Linked DNA regions of Homo sapiens: region 1 is linked to region 2. The links are chromatin loops, found by intact Hi-C in ENCODE. Cell type or tissue: PC-9. All regions are shown on one strand. Links, peaks and the distances in the headings refer to the core of each region. The heading gives the core; the rest is flanking DNA. Region 1 overlaps CEP76 (centrosomal protein 76). Region 2 has its middle 14 kb from the start of SEH1L.

What was found. Hi-C counts contacts between places; a loop is a spot of excess contacts. Peaks named below come from ENCODE experiments on the same cell type or tissue, not always from the same donor. Only the 100,000 strongest peaks of a DNase experiment are listed, where the experiment ranks them.
Region 1: it touches region 2 in a loop (10-fold over the local background); 6 of 110 quality-filtered maps call a loop at or near these places.

The regions. Positions count from the first base shown.
Region 1 is chr18:12,675,658-12,692,282 of GRCh38, forward strand. CEP76 (centrosomal protein 76) reads right to left here. Exons shown (of 12, transcript NM_024899.4): 7 at 15,702-15,830; 8 at 10,605-10,793; 9 at 5,005-5,171; 10 at 2,452-2,785. It also overlaps a transcript of PSMG2 not described here. Among named protein-coding and RNA genes, the nearest start is that of CEP76, 19 kb to the right of the region's middle. In PC-9, for the core only: a CTCF peak has its summit at 10,650 (motif pointing right); no DNase peak of the experiment used is centred there.
Region 2 is chr18:12,926,928-12,941,164 of GRCh38, forward strand. No RefSeq gene overlaps it. Among named protein-coding and RNA genes, the nearest start is that of SEH1L, 14 kb to the right of the region's middle. RefSeq lists a silencer at 6,343-6,637. In PC-9, for the core only: CTCF peaks have their summits at 7,721 (motif pointing left) and 7,921; a DNase peak (open chromatin) is centred at 7,704.

The DNA of each region.
Region 1 (16,625 bases), core at 8,093-13,092, 250 kb before region 2:
CATTTATTTTTTATTTTTTTAAATTTTTTGAGACAGAGTCTTACTCTGTTGCCCAGGCTGGAATGCAGTGGCGCGATCTCGGCTCACTGCAACCTCTGCCTCCCAGGTTCAAGCGATTCTCCTGCCTCAGACTCCTGAGTAGCTGGGACTACAGACACCTGCCACCATGCCCGGCTAATTTTTGTATTTTTAGTAGAGACGGGCTTTCACCATGTTGGCCAGGCTGGTCTCAAACTCCTGACCTCAAGTGATCCACCCACCTCGGCCTCCCAAAGTGCTGGGATTACAGGCATAAGCCACCGTGCCCAGCCCATGATTCCATTTATAACACCAAAAGACCTATTGATATCTGGACACATGAAGTTAAAAATAATAATATTACAAATACAAAAAATTCTCAAAATTCTAGATATTTTGATTATCATAATGGATCTTTGGTATTTCCTCATTTTATATTCAAGGTTTTAACTCATCACAAATGGTCTCAAAGATCCACGATTAACAATGCTTTTCCTGCGGCAAAATGTGAACTTTTGCTGATTTACAGGCACCTTAACTTAAATAGTGATCAACACTGGCATCTATCACAGCTTTGTTTTCTTTTTCTGTAAACAGTAATTCCTTTTTTTTTTTTTTTTTTTTTTGAGACAGGGTCTTACTCTGTCACCCAGGCTGGAGTGCAGTGGCACAATCTCGGCTCACTGCAACCTCTGCCTCCCCGGCTCCTTTCACCTCAGCCTCCGAGTATCTGGGACTACAGGCATGCACCACCACACCCGGCTAATTTTTGTACTTTTTGTAGAGATAGGGTCTCACCACGTTGCCCAGGCTGGTCTTGAACTCCTGAGCTCAAGCAATCCACCCATCTCAGCCTCCCAAACTGCTGGGATTACAGGCGTGAGACACTGTGCCTGGCCAAAAGTAATTTTTATAAGATATTGCTTTTATTTGTAAGCAGAACCTAAGAAAAGAAAGCTAAAGCCAATACAAGTGATGGAAGGAAAGAAAAAGTAATAAGGGGCATTCATTTCCAGCAATATAATGGACCAGAGGTCCCCTGACCAACTTTTGCTGAAAACATATTACAAATGCCAGGTTTTCCAAAATGTATGTTTAAATGCTTTGATAAGTTGACAAGTGAATAAGAAATATTTAGAGGCCAAAGCTAAGAGTAACTGGGAACCCAGAGAACATGTTTGATAAATCAGTTTGCCTTTGATAGCCCCAAAGAACACAGAAAACAGGGCTCACCCAAGGTGAGGAGTGGAACAGGGAACCCTAAAAGGTGAATCAGAAATATTTTGTAGGCATTTTGGATTCTAGTCCTTTGTTGGTGATATGTGTTACAAACAACTTTTCCCACCCCACAGCTTCAATCTCTTAATGTCTTCTCTTGATGAGCTTAAGTCTTTAAGATACATTAATCTTTTCCTTTATGACTAATACTTTTTATGTCTTCTTAAAAGCACTTTACAAAGGAAATCTACATGCTATTTGACAAGAGGCTTGATCTGGCTGGGCGCAGTGGCTCACAACTGTAATCCCAGCACTTTGGGAGGCTGAGGCAGGTAGATCACTTCGAGATCAGCCTGGCCAACATGGTGAAACCCTATCTCTACAAAAAATACAAAAACTGGCAGCGTGGTAGCACATGTCTATAATCCCAGTTATTCAGGAGGCTGAGGCAGGAGAATTGCTTAAACCTGGGAGGTAGAGGTTGCAGTGAACCAAGATCACGCCACTGTGCCAAGATCACGCCACTGCGCTCCAGCCTGGGTGACAGAGCGAGAGATTCCATCTCAAAAAAAAAAAAAAAAAAAAAAAAAAGAGGTTTGATCTCAAAAGTAATCAGGGAAATGCAAATTAAAGCCAGACGTCTACCCAGTTGAGTACAACATGAAAACAAACAGAAACCAACCTGGGGAGAAAAATGAATATGAAAAAAGTATAACCCAGTATACATATTTTTTCTTTAAAAAATAATAGAGATGATGTTTCACCATATTCCCCAGGCTGGTCTTGAACTCCTGGGCTCAAGCGATCCACCCACCTCAGCCTCCCAAAGTGCTGGGGTTATAGGCATGAGCCATCAAGCCCAGCCTAACCCAGGATTTTTTAAGGGGCAAATATGTGAATAAGCATTTCACAAAGACAAAATCCAAATAGTGGTATTCAGCAAAAATCTTGACTCTAAGGGATGTGAACAAGTTCACCATTCTTCATTTCTAGGAGGAAGTAATTCATTCTATAAGTATTAATTAATTTGAAGATTTTTGAGTCTCAGAACTTGAACTCTCATGACTTTCAAAATTATAAGCTTCATAATAGTAGGGACTGTAGTTGTTTTGTTCAGGGCTAGAATAGTGACTGGCACTATCACACACACCAAAAAACAGTTAAATACATAAATGAAAAGAAGTATGAAACTACAACTATTTCAGTGTGAATTACCTTCCTGTGTTCTGACACCAGGAGCCTCAGCTGCATTTCAATTTCATTACTTGTTACTGACGCGTCAATTGTGGATGCACACAGAGGTGGAAAGGGAGGAAGGGATGTTGTAGCTCCAGGAGCACACACAGATTTAATTGCTTCCTCACTCATGGGTTTCCATTTGGATTCATCGTTCAAATCAAATACACAGGTTTCTACTGCATCAGAGGGTTGACAATTTCCCAGGAACATCTGATGGTTGAAAACACAACCAATTGTTCGATATGGGTACAGTGGTTTGGGCTGTTCAGCAACTGGAGGTTCATCAGGATTGGTAGGTTTATGGATGTACCTAAAAAAATTAAATAATTTTATATATGAGAACTTAAAAATTAAAAAGGCAGCATCTTACTGAGAAAATTATTCTAACACTTAAGGCCATAACTACTTCTCAGAACTACAGTTTAATACTTGTTTTTCTTTTTTATATTTCCACAATTTGATTACTCTGTATTAATTGTATGGTACGTCTTTACAATATTGAAACCAACTCTGTTAACAACAGAATACATTCTATGTATACTGTTAAGATCAAAGGCCGGATGCGGTAGTCCCAGCACTTTGGGAGGCCGAGGCAGGGGGATCACCTGAGGTCAAGAGTTCGAGACTAACCTGACCAACATGGTGAAACCCCGTCTCTGCTAAAAATACAAAAATTAGCTGGGCATGGGAGCACGTGCCTGTAGTCCCAGCTACTCGGGAGGCTAAGCCAGGAGAATTGCTTGAACCCGGGAGGCGGAGGCTGCAGTGAGCCGTCCAGCCTGAGCAACAAGGGCGAAACTCCATCTCCAAGAAAAAAAAATAAAAATAAAAAAAGTTTGCCTCAGATAACATAATTAAAATAATTTGGTTATGCATTTTTAGGCACAACTAACCAAAACATTATTAGGCATGATTATCAACCAGGGAGAAAGAGGACTCGGGAATGAAAAGAGGGCCCAGGGCTGGGCCTCTAGAACACACACATTTAAAGACAAGATGAAGGAAAAACTAAGAACAGCCAGAGAGGAATAATAAATATTGAAAGACAATGATAAAAAAGAAGCTAAGGAAAGAGAATGTTCCATGAAGAAAGAAGTGAGACAGCCAGGTGGAAAGGGGTCCCCAGAGAAACTCCAACCAGCCTGTGCACTGGGAGGAGTGCACACTGGGGAGAAGCCACAGAAGTTCGAGCAATTTGCAGTGGGGAGGAGCTTGGCCCCTCCTCTTCCTGAGTGGAAGCTGGAATTCAATCTGCGAGGCAGGAAGCACACTAGCAGGCAGGAAGCACACTAGCAGGCACGAAGCACACTAGCAGGCACTCTGGCTTTGTGGAGCGTCCGTTTCCCAGTGTTTTTCCTTTTTGTTCAATAAATTCCATTTTTCTCCCCCTTCAAATTGCCTGCGAGCCTAATTTTTCGTGGCCATGTGACAAGGACTCAGCTCTTAGCTGAACTAAGGAAGAAGTCCTACAACAGAAGTACTCAGCTGTTTCAAAATCTAATGACAGGCTAAAGTACTTTAAAAAATGTGTCCAGTGGATTTGCCAACGTGGAGATGGTAACCACATCAAATTTTAAAAAGAAATCATCATTTACAACTTGAACTTATTTTCAGACTTAGGTATGATCATCAGAAAAAAACATATGCCAGCCAGGTGTGGTGGCTCATGCCTATAATCTCAGCACTTTGGAAGGCCGTGGCAGGTAGACTGCTTGAGCCCAGGAGTTCAAGACCAGCCTAGACAACACAGCAAAAGCTCATCCCTACAAAAAAATTAGCTAGGCATGGCTGTGCACACCTGCAGTCCCAGCTACGCAAGAGGCTGAGGTAGGAGGACCACCAGAACCCAGGAGGGGGAGGCTGCAGTGGGCTGTGACTGTGCCACTGCACTCCAGCCTGAGCAACAGAATGAGACACTGCAAAAAAAAAAAAAGAGAAAACTGAAAAAAAAATATGCTAATCATACAAAACTAGTAAACATAATTTACTGTTTACCAACATCATGTTGGTAAAGAATATTTGAGGTAAAAGTTTTCTTAGAGTTCATTTACTTGGCTGCCATAATTGAAGTACTTTTTTACATAATCACTGAAAAGGCTCTAACTAAAATCATCAACACGTACCTTCAAGTACCATCAATATGGACAAAAAACCCTTATAATTTAAAATACTTATAACTTAAGCCGGACACAGTGGCTCACGCCTGTAATCCCAGCACTTTGGGAGGCTGAGGTAGGTGGATCACCTAAGGTCAGGAGTTCGAGACCAGCCTGGCTAACATGGTGAAAACTTGTCTCTACTAAAAATACAAAAATCAGCCAGGTGCGGTGGCACATGCCTGTAATCCCAGCTACTTGGGAGGCTGAGACAGGAGAATCGGCTTGAACCTGGGAGGTGGAGGTTGCAGTGAGCTGAGATTGTGCCAGTGCACTCCAGCCTGGGCGACAGAGCGAGACTCCATCTCAAAAAAAAAAAAAAAAAAAAACTTATAACTTCATTTTAATATCCTTATAAACTTAGTAAACTAACCTGTGTCCTGTTAAACTCTCCCAAAAAGTGATGGCCCCATCAGTTCCACAAGTCATAACCCATGCATGAGGTACTCCTTTTGCCTTGGTCCCAACACAAACAAAGGCTTCTAATCCATATCCAAGAAGAAGGCTGCACAGAAGGTTAGCGTGATCTTCACAGTCACCCTGGAAGATAAATTAAAATGAAGTATTCATTCTTCCATATTATTTCCTCATTACATACTTAAATACTAAATTATAATAAAAATTTATTGGCTGGGCACAGTGGCTCACGCCTGTAATCCCAACACTTTGGGAGGCCAAGGCGGGTGGATCACATGACGTCAGGAGTTCAAGACCAGCCTGGCCAACATAAGGAAACTCTGTCTCTACTAAAAATACAAAAATTAGCCGGGTGTGGTAGCACACACCATTAGTCCCAGCTACTCAGGAGGCGAGGCAAGAGAATCACGTGAACTTGGGAGGCGGAGGTTGCAGTGAGCTACAATCGCGCCACTGCATTCCAGCCTCAGCAACAGAGTAAGACTCTGTTTCCAAAAAAAAAAAAAAATGTTTATAAAGAACTCACACAACACAGAAAGAAAAGTAGAACATTTTTTTTTTTTTTTTTTTTTGAGACAGGGTCTTCCTCTGTCACCCAGGCTGGTGACATGATTCATAGCAGCCTTGACCTCCTGGGCTTAAGTGATTTCCCCATCTCAGCCTCCCAAGTAGCTGGGACTAAAGGTGTGCACCATGACACCTAGCTAATTTTAAAATTTTTTTTGTATAAACAGGGGTCTTACTGTGTTACCCAGGCTGCTCTTGAACTCCTGGGCTCAAGTGATCCTCCTGCCTCAGCCTCCCAAAGTGTTGGGATTACAGGCATGAGCTCCTGTGCCCAGCCTGGAATATTTTAATAGATTAATAGCTGAAGTACATGAACAAACAAGCAAACAAGTCATACAGCAAGAAATGCAAATAAATGGAAAACACTCAACCAATGACTGATAGTATCTATATGTGATAATTTCAAGAAAATACATACATAAGAAAAATGACTGGCAAGAACAACAACAAAATGCCAACAATGGTTATTACTGGGGAGGTTATATATAATTTTCCACTCTTTTTCCAGATTTTCTTTGGTTATATTACTTTCAATTTTAAAAAGTTATAAAGACCTATAAAAAAATAGAAAATATTAGCTGGGTATGGTGGTGTGTGCCTGTAATCCCAGCTACTCAGGAGGCTGAGGCAGGAGAATCGCTTGAACCTGGGAGGCAGAGATTGCAGTGAGCTGAGATCGTGCCACTGCACTCCAGCCTGGACAACAGAGTGAGACTCTGTCTCTAAAAAAAAAAAGAAAAAAAGAAAAGAAAATATCTGATACTGTGTTCTGTGAAAAAAATTACCAAGATATTAAACACTATGGTTACAATTTCGTATTTAAGTGTAGGAAGACTACACGCGAAAGCAAAAATAACTATTTGAGTTGAGTGTCCGAATGAAGAAATTTCTTTTTTTTTTCCTCTCTTTTGAGATAGGGTCTAGTTCTGACACCCAGGCTGGAGTGCAGTGGCATGATCTCAGCTCAATGCTGCCTTGACGTCCTCAGCTCACTGCAGCCTTGATGTCCCCAGCTCAAGTGATTCCCCCGCCTCAGCCTCCTGAATAGCTGGGACCACAGGCACTCATCACCAGGCCCAGCTATTTTTTGTGTTTTTGTAGAGACAAGGTTTCACCAAGTTGCCCTGGCTGGTCTCGAATTCCTGGACTCAAGCAATCCGCTTGCCTCAGCCTCCCAAAGTGCTGGGACTACAGGCATGAGCCACCTTACCTGGCCAAGAAATTTCTTTCTCCAAAAAATTGGATTTGGTGGTGCTAAAGTTTTTTAAAAAAAATTAACTGTAAGAAAACAAATAGCATTTTATAGTTCTTCAAGTGGCTTTACAAAAATGTAATAACCAATCTTTTATTTTTTAATTTACTTTTTTCTTTTTTGAGACAGAGTCTCGCTCTGTCACCCAGGCTGGAATGCAGTGGCATGACCTCGGCTCACTACAACCTCCTCCTCCCGGGTTCCAATGATTCTCAGCCTCCTGAGTAGCTAGGACTACAGGCGTGCACCACCACACCCAGCTAATTTTTGTATTTTTAGTAGAGAGAGAGTTTCATCATGTTGGCCAGGTTGGTCTTGAACTCCTGACCTCAAGTGATCCACCCACCTCGGCCTCCCAAAGTGCTGCGATTACAGGCATGAGCCACTGCGCCTGGCTTAATCAACCTTTTAGACCCAATTATTTCTGAGATTTTGTCCTAAAGAAAATTCAGAAGTAAAATAAAAATATCTGCAAAGATAGTCAGTGTGAAAGTTCATTCATGGCAACATTAAAAAATTTAAAATGAGCTTAACTTTATGGCCAGGTGTGCCAGCTTTTGCCTGTAATCTCAGCACTTTGGGAGGCTGAAGCGGGCAGATCACTTGAGGCCAGGAGTTTGAGACCACCCTGGCCAAGAAACCCCATCTCTACTAAAAATACCAAAAAAAAAAAAAAAAAAGCCAGGCATGGTGGCTCCATGCCTGTAGTCCCAGCTACTCAGGAGGCTGAGGTAGGAGAATTGCTTGAGGCTGGGAGGCGGAGGTTGCAGTGAGTCGAGATCGTGACACTGCACTCCAGCCTGGGCGACAGAGCGAGACCCCGTCCTAAACAAAAACAAAAGAAAACAACAACAACAAAACCACTGAATAAAAAAAAAAGAGCCTAACTTGGCAGTTCCTACAATAGGGAAATAGTTAAATGTATTTTGTATATTGACTCAAGGAAACTTAAAACACTCATTAAAAAACGGAAATCAGCACTTTAGGAGGCAGAGGCGGGCAGATCACCTAACGTCAGGAGTTCGAGACCAGCCTAGCCAACACAGTGAAACCCCATCTCTACTAAAAATACAAAAATGAGCTGGGGGTGGTGGCGGGCACCTGTAATCCCAGCTACTAGGGAGGCTGAGGCAGGAGAATCGCTTGAACCCAGGAGACGGAGGTTGCAGTGGGCCGAGATCATGCCATTGCACTCCAGCCTGGGCGACAAGAGGAAAACTCTGTCTCATTTAAAAAAAAAAGGAAATCAGAAAGACTGTAGCAACACATAGAAAAATGTTCATAGCATAATGCTTAATTATAAAGCAAGATACAAAAATTTATTTACAATTATAATTATGAAATAAATGATACATATACAGCAGAAAAAATATAAAAAGAAATAATAAACTAGGAATAGAATTATAGGTAAAGTTTCACCATTACTGTTGTAATGCTGTTGTTTGTACAGTAAAAAATCTAAATATATATATGATATATATCATATATATGATATCATATATATATGTATTTTTTTTTGAGACAGAGTCTTGCTCTGTCGTCCAGTTTGGAGTGCAGTGGCGCGATCTCAGCTCACTGCAACCTCCACCTCATGGGTTCAAGTGATTCTCCTTTTTTTGTGTTTTTAGTAGAGATGGGGTTTCACCGTATCAGCAAGGATGATCTCGATCTCCTGACCGTGTGATCCGCCCGCCTCAGCCTCCCAAAGTGCTGGGATTGCAGGCGTGAGCCACCACACCTGGCCCATGCCTGGGTAATTTTTATAGTTTTTTAGAGAGAGGGATTTTGCCATGTTGCCCAGGTTTGTCTGGAACTTCTGGGCTCAAGTGATTTGCCCACCTTGGCCTACCCAAGTGCTGGAATTGCGGGCATGAGCCACCATGCCTGGCCTGCTGTCACCTTTATTTATTTTTTTTGAGACAGAGTCTCGCTCTGTCACCCAGGCTAAAGATAGTTTTTTGTTTTTTTTTTTTGAGATGGAGTTTTGCTCTTATTGCCCACACTGGAGTGCGATGGCGTGATCTCGGCTCACTGCAACCTCCACCTCCCAGGTTCAAGTGATTCTCCTGCCTCAGCCTCCCAAGTAGCTGGGATTACAGGAGCCCGCCACCATGGCTGGCTAATTTTTGTATTTTTTCAGTAGAGATGGAGTTTCTCCATGTTAGCCAGGCTGTTCTAGAACTCCCGACCACAGGTGATCCACCCTCCCCGGCCTCCCAAAGTGCTGGGATTACAGGCGTGAGCCACCGCGCCTGGCCTAAAGATAGTTTTACTTGTTTGTTATCATACTATCAACATTTTTAGAACACAGATTAGGAAATATCCCATAATCTATAAAATTAGTTTACTAAAATCAAGTCATTCAAAAAGTGTAATTAAATATACATTTGTATTTAAATACAAACTAAACAAACTAAATAGCATGCAATTCAAGATTTTTTTCTATTTTAATATTTTTTCTATATTAATTTTGTACTGCCATTTTCTCTTTTTTTTTTATGGAGTTTCGCTCGTTGCCCAGGCTGGAGTGCAATGGCGCGATCTCAGCTCACCACAACCTCCGCCTCCCAGGTTCAAGCAATTCTCCTGCCTCAGCCTCCTCAGTAGCTAAGATTACAGGCACGTGCCACCACACCACGCTAATTTTGTACTTTTAGTGGAGACGGAGTTTCTCCACGTTGGTCAGACTGGTCTTGAACTCCTGACCTCAGGTGATCCACCCACCTCTGCCTCCCAAAGTGCTGGGATTACAGGCATGAGCCACCACGCCCAGCCTTATTTTCTCTTTTTTAAAGATGTATTATCTGAGCAAATTGCAACACATCAGTAGTACCAGAAAGCCATGGTCTGGTCCTGGTGCTGTTCCTAATTCATTCTGCAACTTGATTTCTGACATTTTAGTACTTGTAGGTCCCTACATCACAGAAATCACAATAAATAAGAAACTACATGAGAAAATAAAGATGCTGAGTTTTTTGTGTATTGATATTTAAATGTTATGAAAAACAGAACAAGGTTCTGACGTGGTCAAGCTGATAGCACCCCAAAGCGGTTAGTTCCAGGACCCTTGCAAAACAAAATCCGTGGATACTCAAGGCTTATATAAAATAGTATTTTTTTTTTTTTTGAGACGTGTCTTGCTCTGTCCTCAGGCTAGAGTGCAATGGTGCGATCTCAGCTCACTGCAACCTCCGCCTCCAGGGTCCAAGTGATTCTCCTGCCTCAGCCTCCTGAGTAGCTGGGATTACAGGCACACGACACCATGCCCAGATAATTTTTTGTATTTTAGTAGAGATAGGGTTTCACCATGTTGCCCAGACTGGTCTTGAACTCCTGACCTCAGGTGATCCACCTGCCTCAGCCTCCCAAAATGCTGGGATACAGGCATGAGCCACTGCGGCCAGCCAAAATGGTATAGTATTTTATATATAACCTAAGCACATCCTCCTATATACTTTAAATCACCTCTAAATTGTTTAAAAATCTCAATACAATGTAAATGCTACATAAACGTTGTTACACACCATTTTTTAATTTGTACTATTTTTTATTATTGTAATTTTTTACTTTTGTAAGTATTTTTGATCTGCAGTTGGTTGAATCTACAGATACAGAACCTGTGGGTACAGAGGGTTGACTATATGTGCATTTTTCTAAGGCATTCTTTTACAAATGGATTACAAATTCAGAGTAACTATGATATACTGCTACTTAATTCTATTATGTGTGTATAATACCTTGTTTCTACAGAGAAAGGCCAGCAGAGTGCACCACTGCTCCTGTTTACCTCCTCCTCCAATAACAGGGGCTCGTTCATAACCAAGGACATTAACAAATCTTGCTGCTTGCCTTGGAGTATCAAGAAGCCGTCCAGCTCGAAGTGGTTTAACATAGGAACAGACTGGTCTATTTATCCCATTTTCATCCTAGGGAAAAGGGGAAAAACATCTGTAATGACATATTAATCATCCCCAATTATGTTTTTTTCAAATACATTAATGTAGGATAAAATAATTCAGCATACCATTGATCGAGTGCTTACCTTGTATCCAGTATTTGGCTGCAAAGTGCTGTGTATATAATTTCCCTTAATCCTCATCTCCGTTATTTTCATTTTATAGATGAAAACTGAGGAGCTACAGCTATTATGCAACAGAGCCAGGTTCAAGCTCTGAGCTGTTTTACTCCAAAGGCTGTGGCAATAAGAACTCCTCTGAGAAATGTGTGGGTAGGTATGTAGGGGAGGGAGAGGTGCTCTAAGCTGAAGTATTTTTTCACATTACCATATAGAATTTAACAACATATAGCCAGACAGAACAAATAACTCTTCTGATTGGCTGATATAACAGAAATGATTGTAGCTTGATTCTAGTTTGTTTCCATTAGGGCCTCAAATTTAGAGATCCACAGGAAACAATAATTTGTTAACCAAGTCAATTGAAAGCAAAATTTCAAAAAACACTCTAGAAAAAGTTTTACATCCTAAATACAGGATATCTCCTGGTGTTGGTGCTGAATAACTTGTATGCATATATAGGTCTCTGATGACTGTCTACCACTGTGATTTTACAGTGAGTATTACCAAAGTCCACAATCTCTTTACCTTCATGGTTACTGATACGGCACTGTGAAAGGGCCACTTACTATTCAAGATTTGGAGATGACCTACCCTCCCTGATAGGGTTCCTCAGGACATGAGATCTAACCCAGCCAAAAGAAACACCATCTGTTTGAATTATCAGAACCACTGATGTCTTTCTCCACAACCAGAACATCTTTTTCCAATATAGTCCCATACTTTAGCAAGGAAAAAAAAACTCACTTATTTACATTTGATTATAATGAGAAAGATCATTAATTTTTATGTTGCAGAGCAACTTGGCTATAGATTCCACTCATACCTATAGTTCTCAACTATAGAAGGCATCAATTTTTTTTTTTTTTTTTTTGAGACAGAGTCTCGCTGTTGTCCAGGCTGGAGTGCAGTAGTGTGATTTCGGCTCGCTGCAACCTCCGCCCATGGGTTCAAGCGATTCTTGTGCCTCGGCCTCCTGAGTAGCTGGGATTACAGGTATGTGCCACCACACCTGGCTAATTTTTGTATTTTTGTAGAGATGGGGTTTCACGATGTTGACCAGGCTTGGTCTCAAACTCCTGACCTCAAGTGATCCGCCCACCTCGACCTCCCAAAGTGCTGGTATTACAGGTGTGAGCCACTGTGCCTGGCCTAGAGGGCACCGATTTTTAAAACAGAGGATTATTATTCTAATTTTGGGGGGATGTAGAGAACTATGGTTTTCTTTTACATGAACTTAGCATTACTAATAATCTAGTGTGGTATAAGAATACTAAGTCCTGAAATCACAAACTAAATATTAAAAGAATATCCTCAATCCTCAAGTGATTTACAACATTTTCTTAAAACCTAATGGCCTTAGGCTGGGCACGGTGGCTCACGCCTGTAATCCCAGCACTTTGGGAGGCCAAGGTGGGTGGATCACGAGGTCAGGAGATCAATTCCATCCTGGCTAACATGGTGAAACCCCATCTCCACTAAAAATACAAAAAAAATTAGCCAGGCATGTGGTCCCAGCAACTTAGGAGGCTGAGGCAGGAGAATGGCATGAATCTGGGAGGCGGAGCTTGCAGTGAGCCGAGATCGTGCCACTGCACTCCAGCCTGGGCGAGAGCGAGACTCCATCTCAAAAAAAAAAAAAAAAAAACAAAACCTAGTGGCCTTAAAGTTCAATTTCTGTAACTTATTTTAAAGTTTCTTGCACTAAAAAGTTCAAAAAGCATCATTCAATGAATTACTACTATACTATAGCAAAACCAGCTAACAAAGGGTAAAAAGAATAATGAATTTTTAAGTATAATGGCCACGGCAAATCTACAGATCTTTGGTTAGTATTGAGGTGCAGGACTGTTACTCCTATTCTTACAAATCCACTAACAGGCAAGAAAAGATGAGCACATAAGAAGTGGAAGCATTTGCCTAAGTCAATCATCAATAGTAGCATCTTAGAATGTAAGATATATCATTTTATTACAGCAATATTCTAATATTATCTAAATATATCCCCACAAGCTACTTAACTGTTTTGAAAAGTTAATATTTCAACCTCTGAATGGGCACTGTCCAGTGAGAAAATCACTAACCATTATGAGCTATTTAAATTTTAATTAAAATTTAAAATTCAATTATTTTTAGTCATAATAGCCACATTTTGAATGCTCAGTACATGGCTGGTGGCTACCATACTGGTTAGCACAGATACAGAACATTTCCATCATTGCAAAAAGTTCTTGGCCAGGTGTGGTGGCTCACGCCTATGATCCCAGCACTTTGGGAGGCCGAGGCGGGCGGGTCATGAGGTCAGGAGATCGAGACCATCCTGGCTAACACAGTGAAACCCCATCTCTACTAAAAACACAAAAAATTAGCCAGGCATGGTGGCACGTGCCTGTAGTCCCAGCTACTTGGGAGGCTGAGGCAGGAGAATCACTTGAATCTGGGAGGTGGAGGTTGCAGTGAGCCAAGATCGCACCACTGCACTCAACCCTGGGTGACTGAGACTCTGTCTCACAACAACAACAAAAAAAAGTTCTTTACTTTACTTTCAGTGCTGGATACATTAGAAATTTTTTTGGCCTGGATATGTATATTAACGTTTTGATTTATAACTATTGTTTTTATAATTAGATTGACTGTTTTACACTGTTGTTGTTTAATTTCAGAACTAGTCAAATACAGGAAGCAGCAAGAAACAGTTCTGAGGAATCTAAATTAAATCAGCATTTTATTTACTCTATGTATATGGAAAGAGGTGGCATAAACCAAAAAGGCACCAGTTGAAACTCCAATTTGACACAGACTTTGCCATGACTGAGTTGCTGTTTGGCCTTGAAAAGACTGTTCACTTCTCTAACCTTCATACTGTTTACAAAAAGAGCCAATGCCTGGCCACTTGACAATCTTATATGGTTACTATGAGACTAAATTACGTTCTATGGTTCAAATCTTAAAATGAATTCTGAGAGAGGAAGTCGTTTAAGTAATATTTCCTAAAAGAAAATCCCACTTCCTTGACTTCCTTAGTGCATTTCAACTTCTTCCTCCTCTTTGATCCTGCCATTTCTCTGATTCACTGCCTCACTCCATCCTGAGTCCTCTCTAGTTCCTAATTCCACGTGGCAATGAATAAATGCCTCAGACTATATAGACAGCAGGGAGCCAGTTTATATATATATATATGTATATTTTTTGTCGTTGTTATTGTTTTGAGACAGAGTCTCACTCTGTTGCCCAGGCTGGAGTGCAATGGCGTGATCTTCGCTCACTGCAACCTCCGCCTCCCGGGTTAAGCAATTCTCCTGCCTCAGCCTCCTGACTAACTGGGATTATAGGTGCCTGCCACCAAGCCTGGCTAATTTTTGTATTTTTAGTAGAGACAAGGTTTCGCCATGTTGGCCAGGCTGGTCTCAAACCCCTGACCTCAGAGGATCCACCTGCCTCGGCCTCCCCAAGTGCTGGGATTACAGGCGTGAGCCACCGCGCCCGGCCAGGAAGCCAGTTACATTTTGATTGGTTTCTCCTTGCCTTTGTCCTGATAATGTTGTTACCTTGCCAACCAGTCATTCAATATATAAACAACGCTATCAGAAAGTCAGAAGCCATTTCCCTTATTCCCACCTCTAGTCAACCTCTCATTCCCAAGCTCCCCATCTGGACACTAAACCACTTTTAGCCTGTTCCAAAATCTAGGGAAAGTAGGGTAAAGCTGGATGAATGTACAGGATTTGAGAAACTTAACTTAAAATAATATACTACACTATACTTATATGAAAGCATCTGTATGAGGCTGAATATATACAAAATATTTGAACTGTTCCTTAGGAGTTACAAAAAATACGTGAACCTGACCACATTTTTTGTTGTTTTTTTTTTTGAGACGGAGTCTTGCTGTGTTGCCCAGGCCGGACTGCAGTGGTGCGATCTCGGCTCACTGCAAGCTCCGCCTCCCGGGTTCACGCCATTCTCCTGCCTCAGCCTCCCGAGTAGCTGCGACTATAGGAGCCCGCCATCACGCCCGGCTAATTTTTTGTGTTTTTAGTAGAAACGGGGTTTCACCGTGTTAGCCAGGATGGTCTCGATCTCCTGACCTCTTGATCCACCCACCTCGGCCTCCCCAAGTGCTGGGATTACAGGCGTGAGCCACCGCGCCTAGCTGACCTGACCATATATTTTATATTGGTCTGTTAAAGAGAGAAAATGGGTTTAGGACTCAGGAAAAATGGAGGCAGAGATATATAGTTGAAATGCTTCAGTTAAACATTACTGGTCACTGGCTTAGAAGTCGTGGTTATATACAATTTTTTTTAAAACCCTAACAAAAAATATATATATGCCCAGAGCCCCCCCCCGTTCTGCACACAAGAGCTGGATTTACATATAACCTGCAAAGTGTCCAAATGGTTAATTATTTAGCACTAAGTATCAAGCAAATACACATTCCAAGTTAAACAAAATGGATTTTCATCTACTTTAAATCAAATATATTCAGAAAGGGTTTAAAACACAATAATTGATTCAACCTGAGAAAGGTGATTTTTCAAAAACCCACAATAACTGAAATTGAAAGTAAAATAAGACATAGATTGATCTTGCCACTCACTATGCAGTGAAAGAGAATATTACAAAATCAGCATTTTATTTTACAAATACACTTTTATTTTTTGGAATACATTTTACAAATAAATATTAAATGAAATTTACACACATAACAGTAAATCTCAAATACAGGCATAAAATTATTCTAATATAATTTACAAACCTGTGCAAAAATCTTAACCAGTCGTGAGTTGTGTGAGGGTCGAATTTGCAAATATTCTCTCCACCACTGCTTAGCATATACAAGAAATAATCGCTCTTTCTCTGCAGTTTTCTGACGTTCCAAAGCAAGCTTGAAATTGAAAAAAATATTTTTCAATTTCTATTCATTATCTTTAATTACTACAAAATATGTAGCAAATTTATCTACTTCTCTACATCATTACCACCCTAATCTGAGTCATCATCATCTTCTATAAGAGCCTCCTGACTTCCCTATTTCTACACTTACCCCTAGTACAATCCCATCTCCATACAATAATCATAAGTCACCTTTTTTTCCTCAAAGACAGAATTTTTTTTTTTTTTTTGGTTGTGGAGGATGCAGTCTTGCTCTGTCGCCCAGGCTGGAGTGCAGTGGCAAGATCTCAGCTCACTGCAACCTCTGCCTCCCATGTTCAAGCAATTCTCCTGCCTCAGCCTCCTGAGTAGCTGGGACTACAGGCACGTGCCACCACACTCAGCTAAATTTTTTTTTGTATTTTTAGTAGAGACAGGGTTTCACCACATTGGTCAAGCTAGTCTTGAACTCCTGAGCTCATGATCCGCCCGCCTTGGCCTCCCAAAGTGCTGGGATTACCGCGCCTGGCCCAGAAATTTTTAAATAGTAAATCATACAAGCCGGGCATGGTGGCTCACGCCTGTAATCACAACATTTTGGGAGGCCAAGGCAGGTGGATCATTTGAGGTCAGGGGTTCGAGACCAGCCTGGCCAACATGGTGAAACCCCATCTCAACTAAAAATACAAAAACTAGCTGGGGATGGTGGTACATGCCTGTAATCCCAGCTACTCGGGAGGCTGAGGCAGGAGAATTGCTTGAACCCGGGAGGCAGAGGTTGCAGTGAGCCGAGTTCATGCCACCGTGC
Region 2 (14,237 bases), core at 5,837-10,836:
CTGGAGGTGATTTTTGTTCAGCAGTCAGCTGTGTATAATGGCAACTATTGAATAATGAGGCCTACGGCTAGTTGATTGATTAAAATGGAGCGTGGTGTAGTGCCTGGCCACTCAAAATACGATCCATGGATCAGTATCAGCACTACCTGAAGCTTATCAGAAAAAGAAGCACTTGGTCCCATCCAAGACCTATGTGTGAGAATCTGCATTTTAACAAGACCCCCAGGTGAGCTGTAGAAGTGAGCTGCAGTTTGAGAAGCCCTGGTGTGGTGTGCAAAGGTGCTGGACTTGGAGTTGGAAGATCTGGTTCCTTGTGCCAGCTCTGAGCCTTACTAACCACGTGACCTCTGAGCCTCAGCTTCTTTATCTGCAAAATGGAGATGATCCTAATAATCTCTTCCAATATTTCCTTACACGGTTGTTATAAGTCAGCCTAAAATAAATATATGAAAGCATTCTGTAAATGTACATCACTCTGATTAAAGCACTACGATAATAAGGCCACGTACGTTTAGTGTGGATTTGATTCCTGTGTTGATGTTACCTAAAGCTGTATGTTGCTGCAGGCCTAGACAGTTGCTTGCAGACATGAGCCTTGATTCTCAGAGAATCCAAGTATGAGAGTGAACTGATTTAGGATTGCTGAATATGTGACATGTCTCATGCCAATTTCAGCCTCGAAGTTTTGCATTTAGGATATCTGCGATGCCAGACTCCGTGCTACTGCCAGCCCATGCTGCCTGCACTGTTTCTGTCCTCCATTCCTTTCTTTAACTTGAAGCACAAGGCATTAAAAAGACAAAGGCCAGGCGCGGTGGCTCACGCCTGTAATCCCAGCACTTTGGGAGGCCGAGGCAGGCGGATCACGAAGTCAGGAGATCGAGACCATCCTGGCTAACATGGGGAAACCCCGTCTCTACTAAAAATAGAAAAAATTAGCCGGGTGTGGTGGCAGGCGCCTGTAATCCCAGCGACTCGGAAGGCTGAGGCAGGAGAATGGCGTGAACCTGGGAGGCAGAGCTTGCAGCGAGCCGAGATCGAGCCACTGCACTCCAGCCTGGGCGACAGAGTGAGACTCCATCTCAAAAAAAAAACAAAAACAAAAACAAATAAATACCCCATGGAGATATTATTTTGTACAATTTCCTCATATATCTAAAGCATTATAATAACCCCCACACTCCTAGTCTTTTATCTATGGCAAATATTGGTGACCTGAAAATTTTGCCTAAAATGGAAGATATTATACGTAACTATGAGAAATTTTAAGTTGAAACCTGATACTGTCCTGCAAATATCATAATCTGTGCATGTAGTGACATCATAGACATCTGCTTATGATTACTTAATTATTAAAACACTCTTTCTAGAGCCTGATTATCAACTCCATCTTAGGGATGAGAAAATGGAGGTATGAAGCCATTTTAAGTGACTTGCCTGGGGTCACATGGTAGGCAAGTGTTGGAGCCAAGCCAAAGCCACGTGATTTGATTCCCAACCCCGCATACTGGACCCCAGTTTTGTCCTTCCAGGAAAAGAAGGAAATAAGCACTAGGCCAATGGTCTCAACCTTGGCTACATGCTGGAGTCATCTGCGGGGCTTTGAAAACTACTGACGTCACATAGACTGGGAAAAAATATTCACAGCTCATTTATCTGACAAATGTCTTGTATATGGAATATATAAAGAATTCCCACACATCAACTAAAAAAAGAGAAACAACACAGTGTTTAAAAATGGGCAAAAGACTTGAATACATGTTTCACAAAACATGATATACGAATAGCCAATAAGCAAATGAAAAGATGCTCAACATAATTTGTAATCAAAGGACTGAAAATAAAACGACAATGAGACATCCTTTCACACTCACTAGGAGGGCTAACATCAAAAAGATGATCACACCAATGTTGGCAAAGACGTAGGGTGACTGAAGCTCTTGCACATGGCTGCGGGGAGTTTAAAATAGGACAGCCATGTGGGAGAACTAGAGCAAATCTTTATAACAACATTAATCTTCAACCTAGAAATTCCTTCCTACGTACTTAATGGGGAGAGAAATGAATAGGTTCCCAAAAGAAACTTCTCTAAGAATGCTCATACAACATTGTTCCAGTTTATCCAGTGTGACTAGAAAAATCCCCCCACGTTGGTGAAATACAACCAGCATTTTTCACGCCCATCGATTCCGCCCGTGGTCAGGAAATAAGAAGGGGCATAGCAGAGCAGCTCTTGTCTGCCCCACGATTGCCAATGTTGGGCACAGCTTGTCCTCAATGGCCCTCCCACTCACACGCCAGCCCTGGGGCTGGGCAGCTGAAGACTGGGCCCAGCCAGGACTTCCATTTGGGGTGTCTGCAGTGGCCTCCAAGCATGGCGGGCTCAGGGCCCTAAAGCCAGTGTTCCCAGAGAACTCCCAGTTCTGGGAAGCTGCCTGGCCTTTTTATTTGCATGGCCTTTTGTAACACAGCCTCAGAAGTAACATAGGGTCTGAAGTAGTCTACTCAGGCTGTCATAATAAAATACCACAGATGGGTGGCTTAAACAACAAATATTTATTTTTTTCTCACAGTTTTGGAGGCTGGAAGTCCGAGATCAAGGTGCCAGCAGGGTCAGGTCCTAGCTTGTGAACAGCCACTTTCTTGCTGTGTGCTCCCAGTTCCTTCCCTCTGCACCTGTGCAGGGAGGGAGAGAGACTGAGCTCTGGTGTCTCCTCTTCTTCTTACGAGGACACGCCAGGCTTCTTGAATCAGGGCCCCACCCTTATGACCTCATTTAATTGTAATTGCCTCCCTAAAAGTCCTACCTGCAAATATAGCCACACCAGGGATTAGGACTTTGACATGGGAATTTTGAGGGACACTTCAATCTTTTACTAGTCTCCATTAGTTGAAGCAATCGCAAACCTGCCTGGCTCCAGTGGGAGGGGCTACAGAAACCATTTCTGATGAGAGTGTCAAAGTCTGTGGCCCTGCTTCAAAACCTCAGCCTCATTCATTATAACCCCAAACTGTAAACAATTCAAAAATCCATCACCATCAAAATAGATAAATACATCACGATATATTCATGTAACCAAATGTTACTCAGCAATAAAAAGGAACATACAACCACATGGGTGAATCTCAAAAACATTTTTTTGAGCAAAAGGAGCCAGACCCACCAAAAAAACAAGCCATGTGATTCCATTTATATGAGGTCTAAGAAGAGATAAAACTCATCTATTGTGATGGAAGTCTGAAAGTGGTTGCCTCTTGGGGTTGGAGTTCATTGCAAGGGGCATTATAGAAATAACCTTCCGTTGTGATGGGGATGCTCTGTATCTCGTTTCAGTGGTGGTTACAGGGGTGTCTACAACTGTCAAGTGTCTTTGAAGTAAACATCTAATAATATGTACATTTCGGTGTCATGTGGATTATTTCTCTATTTACAAAAGTAATAATGATGACAATGCTGGGTCCTGCTCCCAGAGATTCTCATTCAGTTAATCTGGGGCAGATCCTGGGCAAGAGGATCTTCAAAAGTTTTCCACAGGATTCCAAGGGAAAGTAAAGCTGAAGACCACTGTGCCAGGCCAGCACAGTTCTCAGGGGGAGGGGAGACCAACAGAGCATCCGTCATGAGAATCAATGGCTTGCTGTGTAACAGATGGCCACGCACTTCGCTTAAAACAACTCAAATTTGTTCTTACAGTTCTAGAGATCAGAAGTTTAAAATTAGTCTTAAGGAGGCCCCTGGAGAATATCCATTCTGCTTTAGTCTATTTGGGCTACTATAACAAAATACCACAAATTGGGTGGCTTCTAAACAACAGAAATGTATTTCTCATAGTGTGGAGGCTGGGAAGTCCAAGATCAAGATGGATTTGGTGTCTGGTAAGGGCTCATCTTCTCACTGGAAGGGGCAAGCTAGCTCTTTTGGTGGATCTCTTTTACAGGGATGCCAATTTCAATCATGAGGGTCCACCGTCAAAACCTAATCACCTCCCCAAGACCCCACCTCCCAATATCATCACCTTGGGGGTTAGAATGAAACACATGAATTTGGGGAGACACAAACATTCAGACCATAGCACCTGCCCTGCCCCTTCCAGCTTCCAGGGCTGTCTATTTGCTCTGGAAAGAGCGACTCTATCTTCCAAGCAACTGCCCTTTGTTGTAAGCAGTGTAAGCAAACTGCCCTTTGCTTTGGAGAAAGACACTATTGTTTGTCTTCCAAGGCTGTTCATTTCACCAACATTCTTGAAAAGGTAACCCAGAACAAAGGGAAGCCAGTGTCCCACTGCAAGACATGGCCGCATCACTCCAATCACATCACCTCCTCTGACACTGACCCTCCTGCAACCCCCTTACAAGGACTGTTCCGTCACACTGAGCCCACCCAAATAAGCCACGACCATCTCCCCATCTCAAGGCTCTTAACTTGCTCACATTTGCAGAGGTCCTTTACCATGTAAAGTAACCTATTCACAGGTCCTGGGGATTGGGACATGGACATACTTGAGGGGCCATTATTCAGCCACCATACTGTGATGCTCAAAATGAACTTGGTTGAGATGTCAGAGCGAGGACTAAATCTCCACCTAGAATATTGGAACCCAAAGGGCTCAGGAAGTTTCCAGCGCCATCTCAAACTATTTCTTAAGAGTGACCTACAAAAAAATTTCCATGTCTCCCTAGACTATAGCATTACACATCAGCTGTCCCAAATAAACGGGCCCTGGGGTAGTGGTCGCATTAACCGAAAACTATTTTCTTTCCCAGGTCCCAGGACAACAAGCCCCATTACAACATAAGAACTTGGGAACAGTAACTGCCCTTTGTGACAAGGGGAAGAGGACATGCAAACGTTAGTTACAATAGCAGTGAGGAGTACTGGTGGCGGCATGCATTCCTATTTCTCCCTTTACAGAAAGATTGAAGTGGATCCCAGCTGATTCTTACAAGTATGTTGGTAGGACTGATCGTGAAGCATTCTCTCTTCTTCTCTTTCTCTCTCCAAATATTTATAAGAACTTACTGTGTACCAGGCAAATAATGCTTGGGAAGACCCTGTGCTTCCTTCCCTACTCTCTCATTCTTCCAGTGTCTTCCAGAGGCAATTCCTGCAGTTCTTGCAGTGGTTGCCAGTTTCCTTGCTTATGGACTGCCAATTGCTCTCCTCTGCTTACAGGATGAAGTTCAGGGCCTCCAGTCTGGCACCTGGGGTCCCGTCTTGTCTGTGCAGTGTTCTCCCCCAGGACTCACAAAATGACTCTCACACCCCAGCAAAGTCCATCTAAATAGGAACACCTAGCCATTTTTTATTGTGTTGCTTAAATACTAAATTCTTGACATAAGGCATCATAAAGTTTCCTTCCTGCAGGTTATAGTGGAGGACGCTGAAGCTGCTGGACCCCAAGGTTGCTGCCATTGCCACCACGATGCACAACGGCCTGAGAACTTCTCTGGCCCAAGGGCTGCTTCCTGATGCCCAGCCGTGTCTGACTCTGCCTGGCTACAACGACTTCTTCTTGCCCAAACTCCAGAGACCCATCTGTTCTGTTACTTACCCGTCACCTAGGAATGGTTTGATCCCAGTCACCTGACAAACTTCTGGAAACTCAAATGCATCGCACTAGGAGAAGGTTGGATCCCTGAAACCCATCCGTGAAGGCCTGAGTAGTCCCAGGATCTCAGCTAAGAAACTACTGGACTAGGCCATCTCTGAGGTCCTTTCCTCCAGTGAAAGTCTGTAATTCTGTAATTTTACTCCAATTGTGTCCTTTCAATACATAATACAAATTATGGTGGGAAGAAAAGATCCCAGGGAAGTCAGCGAGGAAGACCCTCCCTTCCCTTATTCCAAGCCACTGCAGGCATCCCTGGCCTGCAACATATACTCTTCTTGGCAAGGCAATCCAAAATGCTCTCTGACCCCTTCACAGGAAAGAGATTGAGCCCTTCATCCCTGCCCCAACTGTTGCTGCTTGGACACTAAGAGAGAGGCTAGAATAGCAAGGGTTTCCCTCAACAGCAGGACTGTTGACCTAAGGTAGAAAGGTGGCTCTCCTGGGTTCCTGCCACCTGGCTCTGCCCTTCTCAGCACTGCTACTGCCTCTGCAAGAGCCTTCTCTCGCCTTCGACCTCAGTCAGAAAGGAAAACATGCACTCGGGGCTTCTTTTGGTTTAGATAGGCTCTCCCCTCCAGAGCACAGGAGTGAGGAGCAAAGGATGTCTGCATGACATTTTCTCCAGTGCTTGCTACGGGGAGACAAGAAGAACACCACTGCCCAAAAGTTCCAGAGGGGAATGCCACTCAAGGCCATGGGCCCCAGGCAGCCCGTTACTATGCAGATGGCAGCCTCCTGGTGCAGAGGACTGATGTGAATCCTCAGAAAGCCTAGAGGTGCCATTCTGCAGCCACCTTCTCCATTCTAGCAGCACATTTTTCTCCCCACCACACCTCCCAGAGGAAGAGGACCCTCCTCATCCTCTATACTCCTGTTGCCAGATGAGTCTCCCTGGGTGTTTCACATTTTTGCATGCCTTGCAGTCTTTGCATGTCTGCCTTCCCTTTGTTCTGGGTTACCTTTTCAACAATGTTGGTGAAATGAACAGCCTTGGAAGACAAACAATAGTGTCTTTCTCCAAAGCAATGGGCAGTTTGCTTACACTGCTTACAACAAAGGGCAGTTGCTTGGAAGATAGAAAGAGCAGCTCTTTCCAGAGCAAATGGGTAGGCAGGCTTACTGCCCATTGTCAAACATTCAGGGTCCCCAAGCTCAGAGATTGTCATGAATTGCAAGCCACTGCTTGTGCAGGTGTCATCCGGCCCCACATGCTAGGACTTAGGGCAAGGAAATGTGGGTACTATGGCTATAGTGATTGTTGTAAATAATAACACGGCTTCTAGCTAGGCACAGTGGTTCATGCCTGTAGTCCCAGAACTTTGGGGGTGCTGAGGCAGGAGGATCGCTTGAGCCCAGGAATTTGAGGCTGCAGTGAGCGATGATTGCATCACTGCACTCCAGCCTGGGCAACAGAGTGAGACCCTGTCTATAAAAAAAAAAAATACATAACACAGCTCCTGCCAGTATCCATATCCACTAGTCTGTGACGGCGCAACGCATTAGCTGGCAAGTAAAGTACCAGACCCCTCCAGGGCGTTGACACTCCCTAGTGCTGGGCTGAGGGCACATCAGCCCCTCTCCTCTCCCCCTGCCACAGCTTACTTCTGTGAAGGCCTCTCGTGTCCTGAGCACTTCAATTTTATTTTATTTTATTATTATTATTATTTCTGAGACAGAGTCTCACTCTGTCGCCCAGGCTGGAGTGCAGTGGCGTGATCTTGGCTCACTGCACCCACCGCTTCCAGGGCTCAAGCAATTCTCCTGCCTCAGCCTCCCGAGTAGCTGGGATTACAGGTGATCACCACCACACCCAGCTAATTTTTGTATTTTTAGTAGAGACGGGGTCTCGCCGTGTTGGCCAGGCTAGTCGCGAACTCCTGACCTTAAGTCATCTGCCTGCCTCAGCCTCCCAAACTGCTGGTAAAGGCATGAGCCACCGCGCCCGGCCAAATTTTATCAACTCAATTAACATCAAATTTAGAAATGTAAAGATTTTATTTCCAGTTTGACGATAAGCTGCCTGCCCTGTGACAGACCACTGAAAAATTCAGCTGTGGCTGACACCTAGGAATTTGCAGTTACAGGACGTTTCCAAGTTCCATATGCGATGTCATAGTGCCGCCTGCTGGCTCCTGTCTCACAGGAATGCTACACATGCAGACGGTGGGTCTGACCCCGCAGCTCACACACAGTTCACGGATGAACCTGAGGAAAGTAGGAATGAAGCTCACAAATGTCATGTAGAACAAAAGGAGCTGGGTAGGAAAAGTATAGATTGTGTAATTTCATGTACAGGAAGCACAAAACAAGTGAAACTTCACAAAACAAGTGAAACTAACTGTACCAGTCAAGGTTTCGCAGAGAACTAATGGGAGATCTATGGATATATTTTAAAGGAATTTATTTAAGGGAATTGGCTCATGTGATTGTGGGGCCTGGCTGGTCTATAATCTGTAGGGCAGGTCAGCAAACCAGAAAAAGTCTGGTAGGATTTCTGTGTTACAGACTTGAGGCAGAATTCCTTCTTTTTCCCTGCTCTCTTGAGAGTCTTTGCTCTCAAGTCCTTCAACTGAATGGGTGAGGCTCACTCTCATTATTGAGGGTAATCTCCTTAAAGTCAATGGATTGTAGATATTAATCATACCTACAAAATATCTTCACAGCAACTTCTAGACCTAGTGTTTGAGCAAACAACTGGGCACCATAGCTTAACCACAGTGACACATAAAATTAACTACTGCAGGCTGGGCGCGGTGGCTCACGCCTGTAATCCCAGCACTTTGGGAGGCCGAGGTGGGTGGATCACGAGGTCAAGAGATCAAGACTATCCTGGCCAACATGGTGAAACCCTGTCTCTACTAAAAATACAAAAATTAGCTGGGTGTGGTGGCGCGCACTTTAGTCTCAGCTACTTAGGAGGCTGAGGCAGGAGAATCACTTGAGCCTGGGAGGCTGAGGTTGCAGTGAGCCGAGATCACACCTCTGCACTCCAGCCTGACAACAGAGTAAGACCCTGTCTCAAATAAATAAATAAATAAATAAAATTAACTACTGCAGTCAACTGTTTGTCAACGTGGCACCTCTACATATCTCCTTAAACTATACTTAATCTCCAGATAACAGCAAAATCATACTTGCACCTCACCTGATTCAACTATCTTGGGTAAAACCAGAGACACACTAAACCTTCCCCAGAAGAGGACGTAGGGTTCTTGGGTCATGTTTACTCTTCTCTTTGGTATCCTGTAACTGAAATATTAAGATATGTCTTATGTAATATAAGGGAATAAGAGAGAGAAGAAGACAAATATATTTTCTAAACACACACACACACAACACATTTGTAACCAAATAAGGAAGAAATACTCGTAACAATTACAGTCCCCATTTTTGTAACTGGCCATGTGGTTTAGCTGGTATTTATAACCATCTGCTTCCACTACCCATTCCAGATTCCCTTTGCCCTCAGCAAGCACCTCAGCTGGTCATGGTTTGTCACCTGGTGGGGTGACCCAAACCTTCCTTCCTGAAGAGTTTGGACCATTTAGTAGTATGGCCTGAATTAGGTTGTTATAGTTTTCCATTGATCTGAATCACAGTGCAGAGTAACATTGAGATCTCCTGTACTCCAGATGCACTCTTACTTACCTCCGTCGGGGAGTAGCAGCCCAATTTTCCCTTGGTAGCCAGGACCAATCACCCCAGAAAACACAGCAGCTCCCTTCTTAGCCTGTTGACTCAGAAGCATGAGGAGCCCCAAGTGGCTGGGTGGCACGTTAACTGAGAGTTTGGTGGAATCACTGTTGTGTTTCCTGGTGGAAGCACTCTTCCCTTTGGAACTAAGACTTTTAGATCAGCAGAGCATTAGGTTACAGAACAGGAAGAAAACATTTTGCTAGTGGGTCAGTATAGGGGTAATAGTGAATGGTGCCAACTCCATTTCCATCCCTTGATTCCTGGACTTATGTATCATGGCTATTGGCGAAGCAGCACCCTATATTGGATGCTAACTTATATTTATTTATTTTGAGACAGGGTCTTGTTCTGTCACCCAAGCTGGAGTACAGTGGCATGATCAAGGCTCACTGCAGACTTGGCCTTCCGGGCCCAAGTGACCCTCCCATCTCAGCTTCCTGAGTAGCTGGGAGTACAGCTGCATGCCACCACGCCCAGCTAATTTTTAAACTTTTTTTTTTTTTTTTTTAAATAGAGACAGGGTCTTGCTATGTGTCTCAGGCTGGTTTCAAACTCCTGAGCTCAAGCGATCCCCCAACCTCAGCCTCCCAAAGTACTGGGATTACAGGCATGAGCCACCACCCCCAGCCCCTTGGGTGCTAATTCAGAGCATACACAACCTCCTGGAGAATATTGCCCCAGCCCTGCAAGGCATTACCACCTACCTGACACTGTATCTGAGTCTTCAAAACGCCGTTTCACTGTTCTGATCAAGGCACTCACTTCACAGCAAAAAAAAGTGCAGCAATGGGCACAGGCTCTTGGAAGTCACTGGTCTCACCATGTTCCCCACCATCCTGAAGCAGTAGGCAGATTAGAACAGTGAATAGAATAGAACGGGCTGAATAGGATAGAAGCAATGCTTTGTGGAACCTACCACAGTGGTGAATATGGCATTCTGTGGCTCCATGGATAAATTTTGGCAGAGGCATTGTGTACAGGGAAAGCAAATCCATATTCAGACTAAGTGTCCACCCCAGGAAGGACAAAATACCGACCTACCATGATGGAAGGAGTCCAATGTAACCAACATGCCACCTGTAGCTGGCTGATCATCCCGGGGAATGGTGCCATATTGGAGCCTCAGTGTTGGTCTCTACCACTGACAGATTGGGCACTCGGTGGTGGGTGTAGCCAGGTTGGCCTTAGTGGGTGGAAGTCCATATTGCTGAACCCATGTGTAACCTCCATCCTGACACCATGGCTGCTTTGTTCGTGAACTCACTGGGCATGACAGGGGTGGCTACGGAAAGAAACCGCCTCGCATCCACAGAACAGGTCATTCTATTCTATTATTAAAATTCTCCTCTGTAGATGTCACCGTTTGGTGGGCATTCATATGGAACACAAATATCTTCCATTTTTTGCTCATTCAGAGAGAGAGAGACATCAAATTTCCTTGTCACCAATTTCCAATAATGTTCCTTCTAAGTCCCTGACCATCAAGCAAAATCTCATAAGTGAATATACAATTATACCTCTTGCCATGTCTCCTTCCAAACAAAAACCACTGGATTCATTGCCCAAAGTTGGGGATTGCTCCCACTGGGAGGAATTCCCTTCACCACTGTTTCTTGGGGATGTCCCAGAAAGGGACTATTATGCTGTAGTTGTCCATATTGGGGTGCCTGCATATCATGCAGAACCACCTATGTGCCTGGTATATCTCGTCTCGTCTTCCTCAGTCAACTGATTGTAGGAAACTCTGTATGAGGCCATAGATAGGGGCGTGAACTGATAAGATTGTGTATCAGGACTAGAAGCCAAGGGCCCCACTCAGAGCTAGCAGCTTTTTGGGTCACTTGGTTGATGAGCTGGAGTGGCACACCCAAATGAAGAATGTCTTGCCTCCAAAATCCAAAAGGGCATTGTACCTCTTTTTTGGTTATAGGCGGAGCCAAATGCAACAACTTGTCTTTCATTTTGTAAGGAATATCTTGACATGCCCTACACCACTGGATCCCTAGAAATTTCACTGAGGGAGAAGGTCCCTGAATTTTAGTTGGATTTATTTACCATTCTCTGACATGCACATTTCTTACTAATAAGTCTAGAGCAGTTGCTGCATCTTGCTCATCAGGTCCAATCTGCATAATGTCATAAATGTACTAAACTGGTGTGATATCTTGTGGAAAAGAAAGGTGATCAAAATCCCTGAAGACTATACTGTGATAGGAACGGAGAGTTTAATCTACTCCTGACATAAGACAATTGTTATGGACTGAAATGTATTCTTCCAAATTCTTATGTTGACGTCCTAACCCCTAATCTGACTATGTTTGGAGAGAGGGCCTGTAGGGAGGTAATTAAAATTAAATAAGATCATAAGAGTGGGGCCCTTATCTAATAGAACTGGTGACCTTATAAGAAAAGGAGGAGACAACAGAGATTTCTCTCTACACATAAGCATAGAACAAAGGCTGTGTGAGGACGCAGTGAAAAGGTGGCTGTCTACAAGCCAAGAACAGAGTCTTCAATAGAAATCAAATCTGCCAGCACCTCCATCTGGGACTTTTAGCCTCTGGAATGGTGAAAAAGTAAATTTCTGGGCCTGGTGCAGTGGCTCATGCCTGTAATCCTAGCCCTTTGGGAGGCTGAGGTGGGTGGATCATCTGAGATCAGGAGTTTGAGACCAGCCTGGCCAACTTGGTGAAACCCTGTCTCTACCAAAAATACAAAAATTTGCCAGGCGTGGTGGTGTGCGCCTGTAATTCCAGCTACTCGGGAGGCTGAGGGAGGAGAATCGCTTGAATGGAGGTGGAGGTTGCAGTGAGCCAAGACCATGCCCCTGGACTCCAGCCTGGGTGACAGAGTGAGACTCTGTCTCAAAAACAAAAACAAAAAAAGTAAATTTCTGTTGTTTAAACACCCAGTCTGTGGTATTTTGTTATGGCAGTCTGAGCAGACTAATAAAACAGTAAAGATGTATTGCTGGCCTTGCTAGCTGGAAGCAAATTGCTTCTGGTAATCTTTATTAACAGATACTGAGGAAAAAGCATTTGCCAATCAATAGCTGCACACCAAGTACCAGGGCACCAAGGCATGTGTTAATTTACTCAAGCAGTGAAACCACATCTGAAACAGCAGTTGCAATTGGGGTGGCCACCTGGTTAAGTACACAGGTGTCATTCTCCAAGAGCCATCTTTTTTTCTGCACAGGCCAAATAAGCTAATTGAGGGGGATGTGGTAGAAGTCACCATCCCTGCTTTGTTCAAGTCCTTGATGATGACGCTAATCTCTGAAATCCCTCCGGCAATTTGGGATTGTTTTTGGTTTACTATTTTGCCTAGGAAGAGGCAGTTCTAGTGGCTTCCACTTGGCTTTTCCTACCACAATAGCCCTCACTCCACAGGAACCAGTGTGAGGATTCTGCCAGATGCTGAGTAACTGGTCTATACCAGTTATGCATCCTGGAACTACGAAAGTAACCACTGGATGGGTTTAGGGACCTGCTGGCCCAGAGTGAGATGGACCGGGGCTCCATCGACCATTTTACTTCCATAAGCCCCTACTCTGAATGGCCTCCTGGAATTAGTGTGAGTTCAGAGCCAGTTCAGTAATCCCACAAAAGTCTGATTATTTTATTTTTCACAATGTACAATCACCATGGTAAAAAAACCGTTGGTCCCGTTGGGGACACCTGAGAGGAAGATTAATAGTATACATTTTTGACAGTGTATCAGGGTCCTTCCTCAAGGCGACCTTGATTTCCCTTCATTCAAGGGATTCTGGGTCTGTAAACTGGTTCAAGTCTGGGAATTGAGTGAAGAGCTGCGACTCTTTGTTTTTATGATTCAAGTTAGGTGTTTGTTCACTTGACCTAGAACTCTTCTAATTATACAGATCAAGTAAGAATTTAATAGGCTGTCCGTCTACTCTCTTCTACGGACACCACGATCAACAGCCAATGCCATAGGTCTCTGCCAGTCAGACTATTATTGCCGTTTTGACTCTACTGCCCATTATGGTGACCATGCTCTCCTTGCTTTTGGCAATTACATGTTGCCACTTGTCCCCTTCTGTCCCAGAAACCAATGATCTGCACTGCACCTAAGGATTCCAAGTTCTGTGACAGTAGATCCCACTGCAATATCTGACCTACAAGGAAAAGCAACCACAGGAGCTCCTCAAGGATGCAGGGGCTCCCCTCACAAATGTATTTATCAGTCATGGTGAAAGGTGTGTCCTCTGGATGCTCCTAGGGTGGGTGAGCAGGGGTCACGTGTTAAATCTAATATTCCAACCTCCCTATACCTTCCTCTACGGTGCACAAAGTCAGCTCTGCCATTTCAGCTTTATTTAGTGTGGGCCACCTTTTGGTCCATACTTCAGCTAAACCAAACTGTCAGAGCCCTTTTCTAAGCCCTGGAGGTACAGCACTGAATCCAGATCTGACTAATGGGCCCATCTCAATAAGTTACCCCCAATCCAACTTCATGTTCCTTGCATCATTATCCCACACATTAATACTCATTCCCAAGATTTTGTCTGTACAAATTGGAACCACCATGCAGTTCTTTTGGATCTCAGTGAACCTCCTGAGTCACACTTTGTATCTCACGTTTTGGGGCCTGTAGGGACTTGAGTCTTGTCATAGTTCTAGAAGCAAAAAGGGGTTCCTAGGGTAGATCCTGAGGAATCAGCACTGTCTTCTGAGGCAACTACCTCAGAAGAGGCCACCACAGGCTCCTGCTTGATAACAGAGTCAATATCCTCAGATGGGGTGGAAGGCTTGCTTCTACTGGCAGAGAAGAATCCACAGAATTTAGGAGCTCAATGTCGCCAGTTTCACCAGGATCTTCCCACAGGTCCCCATTCAAATTTTTAGGTGTACTTCTCATATGAAGGCACTAGGAGAGACAGAAAAAATTCAGGACCCTGTTCCTTCC